Linked DNA regions of Homo sapiens: region 2 is linked to region 1. A link is a contact called in ENCODE Hi-C or POLR2A ChIA-PET data. All regions are on one chromosome and are shown on one strand. The core of a region is the stretch at or near the end of the contact, and the rest is flanking DNA. Distances in the headings are between cores, read along the strand shown. Region 1 holds the start of FANCI (FA complementation group I). Region 2 has its middle 39 kb from the start of CARMAL.

Region 1 (2,604 bases), core at 38-2,537:
AAGGAGCAGGTCTAGACAGCTGAGAGGAACCATTCTCCTCCAATAGCTCTGTTTCTTCAATAACTGGCCATGTAGACCCGTTCTACCCCCGAGGGCTGGGAGTCGAGTCAGGTTCCAGACTGAAATGCTCCCTGATCTTAGCATTCCTTCACTTGCCATCCCACAGGCACCTCAAATTTGGTGCGTCCAACTCTGAAGGGCTCATCATCACCCCATCATCCTTTTCCTGTGCTCCCTGTGTTAGTCAACTGCAGGATTAACTCCCCGCCCCCCAACCCCAGTCGCTCAAGCCTGAACATTCCTCAACAACGCCCACACCCCCTCAAATCCGGATATTTGGGCTTCCTAAATCTCTACCTCCTAATCTCTTTCACATGCGGTCCACTCCTTTCTGTCCCCATTGCCAAGGTTGGGCCACCACCACCTATCTTTGGGACAACTTACAGTCTTCTAAGGGGGGTCCTGCCTTCGGTCCGCCCCACCTGGCTCATCTCTTTTCAACAGTTTCTGCGGTCCTCACCTGCCCGAGACAGCAGTCTACAATGCGAACACAGTCATGTCCTTCCCCTTCAGCGGTTCCCCACTGCCCCCAATATGAAAAGGAGTTAGAAACCCCTGCCTTCCCACTCCCACCGAGCACCTTCGCCTTCTGAACTGGCCAGGGGCTCTGTTGCTTGCTCGTTGCTCTCAGACCCTTTGCGCAAGGTGCTCCCTCAACCCAAAATAGAATCTCGGCCCACCCTCTGTCGGTCTTCGCCCCACTGTCAGTTGTTCATTTAACAAATATTCGCTGCTTTTGCCAGGCTATGCAATAAACGCTGGGGTTACGCAAGGGGAGCGCAAAACAAAACAAAACAGAGAACAAACAAAAACCACAACTCCCAAAAGTCCATTAAGACCCCTAGCCACAGGGGGCTTACATCTGAGGGGTTACCGTCCCTTGGCACAAGGTGGAGTATGAAATCCGCCTCTGCCTTCCAGGCTTTTCCAGTGCCAAGACCTGCGGGGCCACCAATTGTGAGTCCCCTCCCGCACTGACTACTCCCTCAACAGGACAGGAGGGAAGCTGAACCTGTCGGGACACCGCGCTGGGCACGCTCAGGTCCCACCGCGCGTGCTCATCGGCGGTCCCTAGCGCGAGTTCGGACAGGCAGCGCCCCCCTCCGACTGTGAGCTGGGACGCTCCCGCACGCTTCCCGGCACCCCTTCAGTCTTCATGGTACACCCCGCCCGCAGGTACCCGGACGGCGGAAGTGAGCCGCGGGGGCGGATCTTGTTGTTACGGGTAACGGAAGTGTGGCGGCGTTGGGTTGAGCGGGCTTTTTGGAAGTTTGTGGCGGAGGTGAGGCCGAGGTGACTGCAGAGCGGCTCGCGAGGTGCTCGGGCTGTGGGACTGGGCCCCTGGGAGGGAGCGGTTCTGTGGGGGAAAGGAGGCTCCTGTCCTGACTTGGCGTTCTGGTATTTTCTCTGGCGTGGAAAGTAGGCGCGCTCCGCTGTCTCCCGCCGCCTGCCTCAGCTTTCGCGGTTCCCTCCTAGGGGTGTGCCTCAGTCGGAGCCCCTTCTGTTAAATTCTTCCCCCTTGGCCGAGGGTGAGCTCTTACTTCTGAGAAATTTCCCTTAACCTTGCTTTGCATTTGTTGTCCGGTCGCGGTCTCCATCACCAGCTGCTTCGTGTTATAGTTTTTGTATTTGCGCTCACGGCTTGTTAACTGAAGAACCCGGAAGGGAAGGCCGCGGCGTTTCCCGCCGGCGGGGCTCTGCCATTCTCGGATCTTGGCTTCAGATCTCTGATGCTCCCCAGCGTCTCTTGGCAAGGAATCTACTTCGCGTTCAGGGAATTCACAGCCACCCGCCTCTGGTCTTACCTCTGGTTTTAGGATGATTTTAGCAAATGTGCCTAGGTTGATTTAAACGTATCCCCCTCCGAAGCCGCCTGCCCCTTCTGGCTGGACACCTTTTTAGGTTGGTGTGTCCTGTTTGCATCCGGTAGTTCAAAGCATGGGATCTTGGAGTCCGGAGCTGGACAGACTCGGGTTTCACTTCTCTCTCTGCCACTTGGTAGCCTTCTAATCTTGGGGGAAATTCCCTAATCTCTGAATCCCAAAAGTTGTTCATCTAAAATGGGGCTAATATTACACCTACCTAGTAGGTGGTGTTGTGGGAGTCATGTTAATGAATGTAAAGTGCTGGGTTCAGTGTTTTCCCTATTATAGGGGTTCAATAATTTGTTCAACAAACATTTGTTACCTAGTTTGAGCTAGGTACTGTGCTAAGTGCTGGAGATACAATGATAAACAAAACCAGCTACGGCCCGTGTCCTTAGGGGACTTATAGTCTAGTGGGAGATAACATTTGTTAATCTGATAATTACACATGTAATATTAAAAATTGGTGACAGTATGTAAGAGAGTTTACTGGTGCCATGAGAGGATGTACTAGGGGAACGTTTAACAACCTATACTGAGCTTTTCTTTTCTTTTCTTTTCTTTTTTTTTTGAGACAGAGTCTCCCTCTGTTGCCAGGCTGGAGTGCAGTGGCGCGATCTCGGCTCACTGCAACCTCCGCCTCCTGAGTTCAAGTGATTCTCCTGCCTCAGCCTCACAA
Region 2 (2,604 bases), core at 58-2,557, 240 kb before region 1:
TATTATTTTTTTTCCCTAACAAAGAGCAGCCTGAAAAATCAAGCTGCAAACATAAATAAGAAAGCTGGAAGCTTGCATGGGGGATTGCCAGCAGCTGCACCAATAGAAAAGGGCTACCTGGGGGCCAAGCATGTCCACCGTGGAAGCTCCACCTTCCCGTTTTTTGTCAGCATGTATACAGTAAGAAAGAAATGGGCAACATGGCGCAGCTCAGGCAGGGAACCCACCTGCATAATAAAAGACTGGGTGGGGGCTGCCAGAGATTCACACCCTATGCAGGTGGGTGGCAGATGTAGGACACTTGGTCCCAACCAGTTTTTCATGCCCTATGTAGATCAGACACCACCTTCCCACTAGCTCATCTATAACCCCCCCTGCATTTCACCATGGATCAGCAACCCATTTTTTCAGGACACCTCTCTGTAGTAGAAAGCTATTCTCTTTCTTTTGCTGATTAAATTTCCACTCTTAACCCCTCACTCTTTGTGTGTCCGCATCCTTGATCTCTGTGGCCATGAGACAAGGAACCTCAGGTTCAAGCAATTGTCCTGCCTCAGCTTCCTGAGTAGCTGGGATTACAGGTATGCACCACCATGCCTGGCCAATTTTTGTATTTTTAGTAGAGGCGAGGTTTCACCATGTTGGCCAGGCTGGTCTCCAACTCCTGACCTCGTGATTCATCCGCCTCAGCCTCCCAAAGTGCTGAGATTACAGGTGTGAGCCACCGTGCCCAGCCAGGCCTGCTCTTTTAGAGTCACAGAGTTCTCTGGTGACAACTGACAGTTGGAAGAGTTGTGCTTGTTTGTGTCTTTATCTGGTTGGATGCAGCCTTTATCTTTTTTTTTTTCTGCTTATTAAGCAAAATATCTTATCCTTGTTGGCAAAGTGCCCTGTGAAATATAAAATGGAGTCTTTTTCTAAGATGGAGTTAGTTGGGTCAAGGGTGCTGTACACAGATTATATCTTTATTATTATTATTATTATTATTATTATTATTATTATTATTATTATTTTTAGAGACAGGGTCTCCCTAAGTTGTGCAGACTGGTCTTTAACTCCTGTGCTCAAATGATCCTCCTGCCTCAGGCTCCTGAGTAGCTGGGACTACAGGCATGAGCCACTGCCCCTGGCTATCTAGTTCTATTTTTGATCTGAACTTCTACTATTTTAACCATGTGATTCTTTTGCCAAAACAACAAGGGAGAGAGAGATATCAGAGCCTGGGGCTTCTGCAGAGTGGCCCTCCTCTCTGCCAGCACATCTGCCCACACCACCTCCTGCACACAGATGTTTACAGTCGCCAGAAACCACAGCACTTCCGCCTGCTTCAGACAGTGTGGCCAGCTCATCCCACTGACCTCTTGCTTTGTTTATTAGAGAAAAAAAGCAAACGCCTGACTACCACCAAAAAACCCTACCACCAAGGTCCCAGACAGGCTGAACCCATAACCTCAGGGAGGGAGGGCAGCCTGAGGTGAGGGGAATCCCAGTGGCCTGAGGAGGGCTTGGCCACCCCCTGACCCCGGCAGGAGCACCGTGAATGAACTGAAAAGGGGGGCCCTGTACCCCAGCGCTGACCTTTTCATCCCAGTGCCTGGTCTTCTACCACGGACTCCACGGTGTAAAATGACTTTCTTTCTTGTCAGCTGCATTTATGAAATAATGCTGCTAAAAAGGCCAGTTATAGTTGTGAAAAGAAAGTTGACCAGGTGTGGGCGATTGGATTAGATTCTGGTTTCTGTCATCCGCTGCCCCGCTTCCTAGAAGCAGACTGTTTATCCCCACCAGCCATGAGATGTGTGGTGCCTCCCGGGGAAAGAGTGTGCCTTTCCTGCCCTGTCAGGCCTGGCCACATGAGTGATTATGGCCCATGAAACATGGTGGAGGTGACACAGGCCAGCTCCGAGCAGAGGCTCTAAGCATGTACACCAAAAAGTATCCAAGACAGGTCTCAATCAATGGAGAAGCTTATTTTGCCAAAGTTAAGGACACACCTGAGAGACAGGTCAGTGCCTTTCTCCAAAGATGATTTTGAAGGTATCAATATTTAAAGGGGAAAGTGGGCTGGAGGGAAAAGACAGCACAGTAATTCACATGTTACAAGAGAAAAGGAGCAAGGAAGGGGACAGTCAATTATGTAATTATGTATTCATCTGGCACTCAGTAATCAGGACTTCACATAAGGTGAACACAGTAGCTACCTGTGGAGATTCCTTTCTTTCTTTCTTTCTTTTTTTTTTTTTTTTTTTTTGAGACGGAATCTTGCTCTGTCACCAGGCTGGAGTACAGTAGAACGATCTCAGCTCACTGCAACCTCCACCTCCCAGGTTCAAACAATTCTCATACCTCAGCCTCCTGAGTAGCTGGGACTACAGGCGTGTGCCACCACCACACCTGGCTAATTTTTTGTATTTTTCGTAGAGACGGGGTTTCACCATGTTAGCCAGGATGGTCTCCATCTCCTGACCTCGTGATTCACCTGCCTCAGCCTCCCAAATTGAGGGACAGGCGAGAGCCACCGCGCCTGGCCACCTGTGGAGATTTCTAACCTTTTACCTGTAGCTACCTGCTTAGGAACAAAAGGAAAGGCAGTGGATTGCATGA

The links. A loop is a pair of places that touch in the nucleus more often than their neighbours do. ChIA-PET counts read pairs that join two places held with the same protein, here RNA polymerase II (POLR2A). Pooled maps may share reads with other maps.
Region 2: a pooled map shows a loop between it and region 1 (2.3-fold over the local background). The contact joins the enhancer-like site here to the promoter of FANCI in region 1. A Hi-C loop is called at or near these places in 1 of 168 maps with a recorded cell type or tissue (ascending aorta) and 8 of 50 pooled maps. POLR2A ChIA-PET finds 5 or more read pairs at or near these places in 1 of 52 experiments (A549).

Annotation. Positions count from the first base shown.
Region 1 is chr15:89,242,692-89,245,295 of GRCh38, forward strand. It overlaps FANCI (FA complementation group I), which reads left to right and starts at 1,288. Exons shown (of 38, transcript NM_001113378.2): 1 at 1,288-1,342. RefSeq lists an enhancer at 1,491-1,870.
Region 2 is chr15:89,001,191-89,003,794 of GRCh38, forward strand. No RefSeq gene overlaps it. Among named protein-coding and RNA genes, the nearest start is that of CARMAL, 39 kb to the right of the region's middle. RefSeq lists an enhancer at 979-1,590 and a silencer at 1,608-1,902. Within about 2 kb of position 1,308, at least 3 of the 41 ENCODE cell types and tissues checked have a DNase peak (open chromatin) inside an H3K27ac peak, as active enhancers do.